2 separate regions of the Homo sapiens genome follow, and region 1 is linked to region 2. A link is a loop called in an ENCODE intact Hi-C map of the cell type or tissue named here. Cell type or tissue: Calu3. All regions are shown on one strand. Each heading gives the region's core, and the rest is flanking DNA. Links, peaks and the distances in the headings are about the cores only.

Region 1 (6,442 bases), core at 491-5,490, 660 kb before region 2:
AAAAGAAGAAGGTATAAGCAAAATAAAAACTTTTCTAGGCACTGAAAGACTCAAAAAATTTACTTCCATTTACTTTTCCAAAAATATTTGAGGATATACCACAGAAAAACAAATGTAAGAATTCACTGAAGAGGGCAACATGGAATCCAATAGAACAGACTAAGCTAAGAATGCAAGAGGAAAGTAATATCAGAAAGATAGCTGAGCAGCAATCCTAGAAAGCAATCATACAAAATCAGAACTGGATGTGAGCAGCCTCCTATTTCAAGAGGAATAACAAAGAAGCCAGAAATCTTAGTGGTGTGATAGAAAAAGTCATATTTCTTCATTGAACCAGAATGATGGAAGGCAACTAAAAATGTCAGGAAAAACAGAAAACTGTACCAGAAAATCACAGGATGAGTGTGAAGCAAACTTAGATATACTATTATTTTGAATAATTGGTACAGAGTAAGAAAAGAAAATCCACTTATGCCTTGTATCTGAACATTTATTTTTTGAATGGCACAAGTCTATAACATAACCTACATTTCTTTCCTGTGGTTCCAGTCACATTAGTCGATTATACAGGGAATAATATTAACATTATCATAATATTTATCATTTTGTGTTTTGGCTTCTAATTTTTGAGAAAAAAATTGTCCTTTATGTAAAGCATGAAAGACAACTATAGTTGTAAAGTAGAATGTAAATGTCAACAACAGTGTAAAAGCCATGATAAAACTAAGAATTTGGGAAGATAGCAGAAGTGCAGAAATAGTGTGGGAGTACTAATTTCCTCATTTCATATTATTAGGCATCAACAGATACTGTTAAATTGATGTATGCAGAAATTGATTATTTAGAGTTATGATCATAATCATCAGTTGTATTTTTAAAAAACTAGTATTGGGGGAGAAAGAGAAAGGATAAATTCACTTTTTATTTCATATAATTTCCTCTTTTAAGTGTTGTTTGCCATGTCCATAAAGTTCATAATACAGTATTTATATAATATTATTAAAGCTTGTGCTTATCTCATTCTATTTTTTTTTTTTTTTTTACACAGAGTCTTCCTCTGTCACCCAGGCTGGAGTGCAGTGGCAGGATCGAGTCTCACCGCAACCTCTGCCTCCCGGGTTCAAGCAATTCTCCTGCCTCAGCCTCCTGAAGTAGCTGGGATTACAAGCGTGTGCCACCACGCCCAGCTAATTTTTGTATTTTTAGTAGAAACGGGGTCATGTCGGTCAGGCTGCTCTCAAACTCCTGACCTCGTGATCCACCAACCTCAGCCTCCCAAAGTGCTGCGATTACAGGTGTGAGCCACCGCGCCTGACCCATTCTACTTCTTTTAGAATATCTGAAATCAGGCCATTTCCCAAATGTTGATGATACTTTCCTGCAGACTGGCAACTAATATTGACTCAATTCATTCTGACCTCTTTATTCCCATGTTAGTCATTGATCTGTACACTCTTCACCCTCACCTAGATGTCTGCAACTTCCTACTTGAATCTACCACCTTCATTCTTTCTCTTTTTCTACTTCTCCCTGTTTGGGCCATTGTACCTCCTTCACGAAACTCCTTAACAACTTCTGATGGTTCTATAGATCAAGTTCAAAGTCTCAATTTTATGGTGTATGACTGTAGCCAGAATACCTACTGTGTGGAGTCAGACCTGAGTTTTGATACCTACCTCTGTGTCTTGAATAATATTACAGCACAGCAGAAAAGTAGCATCACAAAGTAACAAGAATCACAGACTCTGAAGCTAGATCCACTAGTTAAATCCCAGCTCTATCACCTATTGCTTGTGTGACTTAACCTATCCACATGCTTCAGTTTTCCCACCTCTAAAATGAGGGTGATAACATTACCTTGACTCATAGAGTTGTTGTAAGGAGTATCTGAAGTAAAGTGTGTAAAACTTTTGGAGTGGAGCCTGGCAGAGAGTAGATCACGCAAGCTCATATAGATGACTCTACTTCAGAGTACTCCCATGAAGATAAAGTGAGTCAAGTTATTTAAGCACCCAACTTAAATAATAATAGAATATAAATTCCACAGGGCAGATATTTTTGTGGTTTTATTTACTGGTATATAGCAAGACCTGGAACAAAACCTGGCACTATTATCAGTGGTTAACATATTTTAATTCATGTACATGTATCTATTCAAAAATAAATGTTTGTTGAATGAATGGATTGATTAATATTGTCACCAATCTCTCTCTACCAGTTACACCAGACTCTCTTTCTCTCTTCTCTTACCATGTCAGACATCCTAATATTTCAACCCACTTCCGTTCATTGCAGGCTCATTCCTTTCTCCTCAATTCTTTGTTTAAGGCTTTCCCAAGTCAATGTGAAATTCCTTCCTTTTCCTTTAAAAAACAAAACACAAAAAAACCTCCTCCAAGAATCCTTTACACATTAGTCTAAAATGAGTTGCTAATGTTCCCTGAAACCATAAGGAGATAGAAATCCTCCCTCTTCCTAATCACTTTATGCTCTTCCTGCCTATGTTGCTGTACATTATGAGCTGGCTTGTCCTGGATGGGCCACGTTTGGGAATGTCCAGCATGCCCACAGCCCTTCTCAAATGAGATTTTCCCAAAAGTTGCCTTGCTGTTACCTGTGGTCCCAAGTGAATGAATCAGGGCAGGCAATCGATCTACTGGTTAGAGACATTTTAGGTTGTTGATATATGAGCTTTTCCCAAATAGATCTCTCCCAAGGAGTTCTCAATGTAAGGCATTGGAATGAATCATTTGTTTTGGGAACAAAGCCAAATAACAGAGAAGGTAAGATACTGAGGTCATGAATAATCAGAAGCAATGAGAGATAATAAACAGAAGCAATGTGAAAGAGAGAAGGGAATAGAGAGAAGTTGGTGGGAACCAGCAGGATTAATAAAGGCAGAGATTTTAAAAAGCCTCATAGAAGCTAAATGGGACTTTGAGGATCCTTTTAAAAGAGCATAGCCTCGGTCAGCATGCGCCTTTGGCTTTAGCCTTCCTGAGAGTGGAAGTCCTACTAAGAATGGCAGTCCAAGAAGAGATAAGGAAGCTGGTTCCTGTTTACCTAAAACTGAGAAAAGTACTTTCAGGTAATATGGATTTTTCTTATTATGCTTGTATACAATTACTGTCCTTTATTTTTAAACTCTGGACTTCAGGTACACAGAATTGGATTCATCTTCATTCTTGGTTAATGGCATGCTACCATCCTTGGCCCATTCATAGCATGGTCTCATTTTATTTCTTGGTAACATAACAAACACCCACAAATTACCACATAATCCAATAATTAGAACAATAACAATGATTCAACCCTCCCATATACTCTTCCCTATTGCATGCTTTTGCTTTCCTGCCATAAATAATCATTTTCCTAAATTGGGGTTTATCATTCTCTTACTTTTCTTTTTTATTATATGTGTGTATGCTGAAATGAAATGTTGTTTAGTACACATTGCTTTTGAACTTTACTAAAGGACATCATGTTGTATGCAGTCTTCTGAGACTTGCTTTTCTTATTCAGCAGTATGTTACTTGGATTAATACAGCCTGTTGCATGTAGTTATAACTCACTCATTTTCACTGATGCTTAATTATTCAATGGTTAATTTATACATTTCCTAGTCGCTGGGCATTTCGATTGTTTCCAGTTTTTGTTGGTTGGTTGGTTTACTTATTGCTGTTACAGGGTTGCTGTAAACATTCTTGTATATAATTCCTGGTACGTGTTCCTTTGGGCATAGTCTAAGGAGTACAATTGTTGTGCCATAGGTTTATGAATTCTCAACTCTTCAACATAATACCAAATTATTTTTCAGTGTAGTTAAACCAATTAAACTCTTGACATATAAAAGATGCTGTTGATTTATATCCTCTCCAGTACTTGGAATGCCAAATCTCTTAATTTAATTAATAAAGTGGCTATAAAATAATATTTTATTGTAGTCTTTTTTAAAAGAAATGAAGTACTGATAGATGCTACAACATGCATATTTTTAACTAATTAATTTTTTTTTTTGTAGAGACAGGTTGGGGGTAGGGTCTTCCTTTGTTACCCGGGCTGGTCTCAAACTCCTGGCTTCAAGCAATCCTCCTGCCTTGGCCTCCCAAAGTGCTGGGATTACAGGCATGAGCCAACGTAGCCGGCTTGTAGTCTTTTTTTTTTTTTGTAAGTGAATATGTATTACTTGAAAAATCAGGTAGAAACAGTGTAAGTATTACTTATAAAGCCAGCTAAAAAAGCATGTGGAAACAGAAATACCTTGATTCAGAAACTCACATACATGTACATATAAAATCCAAACCTACAAGTTCCCCCACCCTTCAGATCTGGAAAAAAAAATTCTCAATGGTATTTGAGCTGAATATGGGAAAAAGCATAAACTATCTCTAGTTCCTTTTCTAAGCCACTTACTAAGACAAACATAAACTCCTAGATTTTTTTTCTGCTGCACTATAAAGCAGCCCTTCAAGTATATGCAGCCTGTGGCAGCAAGGGGGAAAGGGTCTGGATCTCAGTCCTACAATGCCTTTTAAATTCAATGTTGATTCCATGAGTTGTGTTTATGTGATATCAAAGTAACTATTTTAACTCGGGGGTAAAAAGTGTGTCTTTGGCATCACATAGACAAGAGCTCAAGTTGTTTGATCGAATTTTTCATGTTTAACCACTCAGGTTGGCATTTATAGAAAGAACCCCTCTTCTGCCAGATTACCTTGTGGTTACTTTCCTATTCCCTAGAGGAGCTGTAAATTACTCAGAGAATAAACCGGCAGGTGTTACGTAAACACTGAATACAACTAAACATTCCTTTCAAATAATGTCACATTAAAACTTGAACAAGACTCAAAGAATTTTGCAATATTCCAAAGAAGAAAGCAATATATAGCAGCCTCGGAAATACTGAAATTGCTAGTAAAACAAATCTACAAAATTGACTTTGGAAAAAACAACACCAAAACAGCAATAAGAGCAACAAAAACAATAAAGTTTATGTACAAAGAGAAGCAACCAATGTTAAAGTAAATAAAATATCTTCCTATAACCAGACTTACTGCTATGTTCCATGGGTTCAAATGAAAGTGCTTTTATTCTGCAAAATTATAGTTTACAGCATCATATGTGATTAAAGAAGTAGCAGTAAAAATGTCTACCTGTCTACTGGAAGAAATGAAAGCTAGGTATGATATAGAAAGGATAATCAGCTATTTCCTGTTATTTTCCTCAGAACCTTAAGTCGACTGAATCCAACAAGCATTAGCTTCATTTTCCTTTTCTCTGATTCAATTCACACTAGTTTACTGAGCATCTAATATGGACCACTGGTGAAAGATGTTAAATATTTAATGATGAAGAAGACTCAGCAGGGTATGGGGGGATTCAAATAGGGATAAGACTTTATGTGGCTGAAGGGCAGAAAAGACATCGTATGTGAGAGTAACATCCAAAATAGATCTTAGAAGATTGGGCCAATGGAGATGCCTTCATCTCCCAGATGTGTCCCAGATAGAAAGAACAACACAAGCAAAAGCACGGATATATAAAATAATTATGCTTGGAGACAAGAGTGAATGGTTTAGCAAATGACAGAGGGATTGAAAGAGCTGTTTAAAAAGAGAAGAAAGCTATAGGATTCTTTAGGCTAAAGGTGACTGCAACATAACTAAAATCGAACTAAGCTCAGAAAGGCAGGTATTGGCCTATTTAACTGGAAAGTCAAGAACGCTGGGTTGGTGGCATGCGACTGTAATCGCAGCTACTCAGGAGGCTGAGACGGGAGGATCCTTTGAGCTCAGGAGTTCAAGACTAGCCTGGGCAATATAGCGAGGATCCTGTCTCTAAACAAAAACAAAAAGCACAAAGTCAAGGAGGTGCTCTGGCTTCACTCATAGCTGGATCCAGGGAGTCTCACTTTGCTCAATAAACTTTACCTCTTTTTTTTCTGTTGGCTTTGTGTTATAGTTGGTAATCCTAGCTACTTTTGTCTTTTACCATAGTGACTTCTAGCAGCCTCAACAGAAAATGAGCTGCTCTTTCTCAACTGCTCAGACAAAAGCCTCAGAATAGAGATTCATTTATCTGACTTAACTAATTTATGCCTGTCCCTGACCCAATTATTGGGTCTAGGAGGATTCGTCATGTGTTCACTCCTAGAGCCAAGAAGAAGGATCATTGCCAGACAAACTGGGATGAAGGAATGGGTACCTGTAAAGAAACTTAAAGCCCTACCAAATAAATAACTGCCTGTTGGGTAGAAAAAACACCAGGTGTCCCCACCAGGCTCTGAAACCAATCTGAAGAAAATGCACTTGAGCCACTGAAAAATTTTAGGCAAAGAAGCAGCATGATTAGAGTAGTTCCAGAATGATCTGGTCCCAAGGTAGAGAACAGATAAGAGTTGAGAGGGACTGAAAGTGCCTGCGACAGAAAAGATGATTCAGTA
Region 2 (6,442 bases), core at 424-5,423:
TGAAGAGTTTTAAAAACTACTCACAGTGATGTGGGCACGGTGTTAGGAACTAGAAGGAAATTTCCAGGGCTAGCAACAGCAGGGAGTCACTACTCTTGGTCAGAGGGGGGATGGAACAGTTACACCATCCCAGGAAGAACAGCTGCAAGTGGAGCTGGCCTAGCCCAGAGCTCGCCCTCTGCCCACTCTCCAGTCTCCTGCCAGCAGCTCCTGTCAGCCAAACCCCATCAGAAGCCAGAAGGCAAGGGAGCCCGCTGAGGTAGCCTCCAGGGGCACAGAGCAGGTTGGCCACAGGATCCCAAGGCAAGTGGAAGATATGCAGCAAGTGACAAGGATGGAGGGAGACAGGGGTGATCCACTGAATGCTCCCATTCATCTGTGTTCATTCCTTCGTTCAGACATGTTACTTGCTAAACACCTTCTATAAGTGAAAGCACCTTGGAAGACACAGGTGAAGCATGGTAAATGGTCCCTTCTTTCAGGGTGCCCTTAATTGATTGGGAAGACTAGGGATCCCCACACAGAATGCCAAAATAAGCGCTAAGCTGCCAGGCAGAGCACTGCAGAGCTCATCGGTGGGACAGGAGTTCGCAGGCGGGAGAAGGCAGTGTGGGCTCTGGAGGAAGGTGGGTGCAGGTGGGAGCGTAAGAGGATTTTAACAGGTCCCAGGCGGGGTGGCAGGAGAGTCCTGAACTCTTCAGTTCCTGCCTCAGCACTTCTGTGGAGTGAGGGACTGGCCTCATGATTTTTTAATGAGTTCTAAGACTGTAGAAAAACTTTAACTACATATACCTTTTTACTGAGTATTTACAATGTGCCAGGCGATTTACCATAATCTTTTGTCAAGGCCTTACAGCACTGCTTTGATGGATGTTATTTCCCACATTTTATGGATGAGGACAAGTGAAACTCTCAGAGGCAGGGTGTTTTATCTAAGGTCACATCTAGTGGTACAGCAGCTTGGATTCAAAGCCAGTTGTTTCTGACATCAAATTCCAAGCTACTAACCTCCTTAAGGATAAAGGACAATTAGCAACAGTATCAGCCCTGGGTTGAAACATTTTTCCGATATCCTCATGTGCTCTCAGATGCCTGGCACCTAGAACCTGGTCCCCATTTTAAGAAGCTGTCTGACTTATAAAATTGGTTTCCACATGAGCTGCCTGCACTTAGGTGTATGTAGTATTCACATCTGAGGAAGTCTGCATGGGCTGCTGTCTCTGTATTATCTCTGTTTAAAGTCCCCTAATGATTTCTCATTTGCCCTGAATCCATGAACTGTGTAGACAGACAATGGCCTCCTTCTTCCTCTGATAAGATTTTCTACTATCCACCATGTTCTCACTCAGCCCCAGCCACACTGGCTTTTTCTTTGACAAGTTACATTCTTTCCCCCATAGGTTCTTTGCCCTAGGTATTCCATCTGGAATCTTCTCCCTGTAGATCTTTACGGATTGGTTCCTGTTATTCACTCAACAGAAATGTCCGAGTCCTTTTTCTGATCATGCCCCATCATGGTTCCCCATTCAATCTCTGAATCACCACCTTGTCTTATTGTCACTGTAAGATTCATCACTGTCTGATATTTGTTATTGGTTTACTCTGTCCACATGAGGGCTGGAAACTTTTGCTATCTTAGGCAATGCTAGATAACTGTGCCTCAAGTAGTATCTGGATCCTTAAATGTTTTCCAAATGAATGAATTCATGGAGATGAAACCTGGCTCTGAAAAGTAGTAACAGTAGGGTATATTCATTATTTTATACTTGCCCATGTGTCAAGTGTTATTTGTACTTATATTTGAAGATGAGCAACGTGAAGTTTAAAGATGTCCAAGGATGGGCATTTGTGTTGGCTCCAAGTCTTTGCTATTGTAAATAGTGCTGCAATAAACCTATGTGTGGATGTGTCTTTATAGAAAGATTTATAATTCTTTCGTATATACCCAGTAATGGGATTGCTGGGTCAAATGGTATTTCTAGTTCTGGATCCTTGAGGAATCACCACAAAGCTGCAAACCATCATTCTCAGCAAACTAACACAGGAACATAAAACCAAACACCACATGTTCACACTCATAAGTGGGATTTGAACAATGAGAATATGTGGACACAGGGAAGGGAACATCACACACCAGGGCCTGGCGGGGGGCGTGAGGGGGTAGGGCAAGGGGCAAGGGGAGGGAGAGCATTAGGACAAGTATCTAATGCATTCGGGGCTTAAAACCTACGTGATGTATTGATAGGTGCAGCACACCACCATGGCATATGTATACCTACGTAACAAACCTGCACGTTCTGCACATGTATCCCAGAACTTAAAGATGTCCAAGGATATGCAAGCAACAGGACTATAACATACACCTCTTGAAGCTAAGTCATTGGCTTTACAAATCCACTATTGCTGCTTATATGTTTTATGGCTGTGATTGGGAAGCTCCCAACCCCCACAAGTACAGTAGCTTAAATAAACATTTTTCTCTCACATGTTATTACAGAATTCAGTGTCTGTCAGTCAGAAAGTGATGTCCATCCCTGGATCCAAGTTGGCTGTCCCAGTTGTTGGCATTTCCTAGCCAGTTGAAAGGGGGAAAGAGGGAGTGGACAGCCCAAAGCTTCCTTAGGAAGACATGATGGGGAAGTTGCACACACCGCCTTCACAAGAGATATAGGAGAAGCTAGTTTGGGGAATGTATGCCCAATTAAAACTTGGCGAGTTTTGTTACGAGAAGGAAGAGGAGAGTAGATGTAGGGGGCAATGAGCAGTCTGAGACCTTGTCACAAGCCATCAGATGATACAGGTTATCACCGTAACCATTTTACATAGGAGAAACAGGGGCTCAAAGAAGTTCACCATTGGCCAGCCTTAATGAAATGGTTTTCACCATTAGTGAAATAGCAGAAATCATAATATTCCACTTTAGTTCCCCATTTCATCATTTCACACACAGATACCACTTCATGTTCTGTGCTCAGATGAGATTAGCCAATTTTAATCCTGCTACATCATTCAGCCTTGATCTCTTAGAAGTTTAAGAGTGATTAAAACACTCTTAGAAGTGTTTCAATCAAAATGGACAAGGAAGTAAGCAGAGGTGAGAGCCCAGAGGGCTGGGACGCTGTCTGACCCTTTGACAGCATAGCTTGCCTCCTTCTGTATACTGGGCTCCTGGGGAGACTGCCTTCAAAGGCTGTATACCCAAATAAGGTAGGACTCGGGTCTCAAGCAGATGGGGTTGAGTGTACATTGGGGGCTTTGTAAATAATGAGAGTCAGGTTCTCTGGTTGCTGAGCAACAAACAGGTCATCAGTAGGTAGAGTAGTCACAAGTTCTTGTTTGCTGGGACAGTCCTTGTTTACAGCTGTTGTCACAGTGTAATTAAGAATGCCCCTCTCAAAACTGCACCAGTTTAAATAAATTATAATGTACCCTACCGATAGGCCTATGTTACCGCTGACACTCAGGCTTAAATGTTTTGGGGCAAAAACACTTTGGAAATGTTGAACAGCTAAGCAAGAGAGATGCCTGACATGCCTTAATTCAAGTCTGTGGATTTGATTGCCATTGTGAAGTCCCAGTGAGAAATTGCTAGTTATTTCCTGGTTCAAATTAGTGGAAATTCCATTCTGCTGGGTAAACCCAAACAATCTAGTTATAAAGGTAATTTTGTTATCTGTTCTTAGATTATCAAACAGCATGTCTTTGTTTTATACTGTAAATTAATGATTAAAATATCTAGAAACAGAAGCATGCATAGTCACAAATTATCCAAACTACATAAGACTTTATAAAAATCTGTAAGACACATTTAATAAGTAACCTAGAATTCATCTATTTCCCGTCTATGCCCTTTGGTTTCAATGACACTTTTCAGAATACTGAGTGACACTGCACATGGAATTTCAGAAATGTTCTGAGTTAATCAAAATGTACTCAATTTGTAGCACAACAATTTTATTTCCCAGGGGTCATCACCACCACTCCATATCTAAGAACCTGATAAAAAATCCTGGAGATTTGTAAAATGAGTTCTCAAGGAACTTTGGAGTAAGAAAGATGTAGCTAAAGATCAACACATAAAAAGGTCTGCTTCTTGAAGTTGGAATGAAACACAGGAAATATTCATTATCTAAGAATGGGTAAAAGAATAAAAGCTACTTAAGGTGAATTCACTCACAATAGCAACCAGAATTTCATAGTACGTGATGAAAACAAAGGTTTGATAGAACTAAAAAACTACATTTTTGTATAACTTTCCAACAAAATTGTAGTTCAGCATATACCATATTTTACTTAATGCTTGATTTTTTGCAACATGACCACAAAGAGGATGACTTAGCCTCACTTTTGAAAGCCTCAGCATGTGCAATTTTGAGCAGTTCCATTCACTTCCATCAGACATTACTTCTATGAAATCCTGAATATTTCACAAGATTTACATTTTTATTTTGCAGATCAATTGACATTGTGTTAACAGTGCATTGTTGAATATTCCAGACCACGAATCATACTGGAACCTAAATAAAGACACTGATATGATTGGTGGGAATCAACACGAAATGGAGAATATTTGAACAGGGAATAATTTCATGACTGTTCGGTCTATTAGATAATATCTTTCAAGTCCCTCATGTCAACGAGCAACAGCAGCAAGGCTGTAAGTAATGAACTCTGGACTTATCGAGGACACCCTATACTTTAGGCTTGAGTCCTAACTCCAGCTTGCACTCTGGTCTTGAACAAGTCACTTTGTCCTCCAAGCCCAAGAAAACCAGATTTTTGTGGGATCCAAGGGGTTCTGTATAAATGCTTTAATGGACATGTTCTGAGGACGTGTGCTCATACATTTCCTTCAATTCAAGAGTCCAAACCTCGAATCTAAGGTCTTTCACATGGTTCCTAAAGTTGCTCCCAGCACTCACATTCTCTGGTTTCTGATTGAATTCTCAGTGGGGAATAAAAGTAGAAGATTAGATTAAATGCGGGGTGCAGCGGGGGGTGGGCGGTGCAGGGGGAAGTCTTTGAACTGTTACCTGTCGTCAGTGTTGAAACGTAGGTAGGTAATCCATCTATTCTAACACACAATCTACTCTCCAGAAACTCCTTGAAACTTATTTTACAGAAATACAGAGGCTGGGTGCAGTGGCTCCCAAAGTCCCAGCACTTTGGGAGGCTGAGGCAGGTGGATCACCTGAGGTTGGGAGTTTGAGAGCAGCCCGACCAACAGGGAGAAATCCTGTCTCTACTAAAAATACAAAATTAGCTGGGTGTGGCGGCACATGCCTGTAATCCCAGCTACTTGGGAGGCTGAGGCAGGAGAATCGCTTGAACCCGGGAGGTGGAGGTTGCTGTGAGCCGAGATGGCGCCATTGTACTACAGCCTGGGCAACAAGAGCAATACTCTGTATCAAAAAGAAAAAAAGAAAAGAAAAAAATGGAAAAGGAAAAAATGGAAGAGGAAAAAATGGAAAAGGAAAAAATAGAAAAAAAAAACAGAAAAGAAAAAACAGAAAGAAAAAATAGAAAAGAAAAAAGAAAAAAGATTTTTTGAGTTTATGGTTTCAGGGGAGTCAGGATGCTGTATGGAATACTTAATGATGTATATACAATTGCAAATCATTAGAAATACTGGGCACTCAGCTGAATCTATTTTTAAGGACTTAAAACATCACTAACTACTATCCTATATAAGTAATGATGACTAAAATATCATTGTACTCATCAGGCTAGGAAAACAAAAATAGCATGTACTATTTAATATGGGTAGAGTGAGTCGGCTTTCTGAGAACAGTAACTTGGCCTCTTATACAATTATTCCAAACCTTGGCATCATCATAGCTGTAACTTTATTAAAGACTAAACAGTAAACTAAGAAAACCTCAATGTGATATTCTTGTAATAGCAAATAGAAGAAATAAATTGTTTTGATGGACCAGCTCCACTTTCAAGGCTCTTTAGAATCTCCTTTGATGGACTTAGAAGATTTGAGTTGCATTTATTCATCATCTGCTCATCAGGAATGGAGGGACTCAGGGAAATCTGGCATGATAGTTCTACATTAGTGTATGGCTGAACTCATGAAAGCTTGAGTGACAAGGTTCAGTGGTGGATGGGCTAAAGCCAAGGGTTTTAGGAAGTTATTTTTTATTTAGCACTCTTAGCCAAATAGAACCTGTCTGTCAGTGTGGGGTTTGAGAACTTTATGTAAAAACTTGAAGCAGGTTATGGAGACTGTTAATTCAAATAGAATCAGAGGCTAGGACATGGAAACTTGTTAAAGCAATTTACTGAGCTGATTTCTCAGAAATTTTTGGAATTTTAAAGGACTCCAGGAGATCAAGTTTGTTGGGCTCCTGAGCAGACCATACTTCGTAACAGATGGTAAGAGACATGTGAATGATTGAAGCTGTATAGAAGAACAATGAGCAGGCTGGGCACGGTG

Evidence for each region. Hi-C counts contacts between places; a loop is a spot of excess contacts. Peaks named below come from ENCODE experiments on the same cell type or tissue, not always from the same donor. Only the 100,000 strongest peaks of a DNase experiment are listed, where the experiment ranks them.
Region 1: it touches region 2 in a loop (2.5-fold over the local background); 2 of 110 quality-filtered maps call a loop at or near these places.

What each region holds. Positions count from the first base shown.
Region 1 is chr5:108,651,505-108,657,946 of GRCh38, forward strand. No RefSeq gene overlaps it. Among named protein-coding and RNA genes, the nearest start is that of LINC01023, 74 kb to the right of the region's middle. In Calu3, for the core only: no CTCF peak of the experiment used is centred there; no DNase peak of the experiment used is centred there.
Region 2 is chr5:109,309,697-109,316,138 of GRCh38, forward strand. The region is part of intron 3 of LOC285638 (a long non-coding RNA gene); the gene reads right to left. Among named protein-coding and RNA genes, the nearest start is that of PJA2, 97 kb to the right of the region's middle. In Calu3, for the core only: no CTCF peak of the experiment used is centred there; DNase peaks (open chromatin) are centred at 3,245 and 3,555.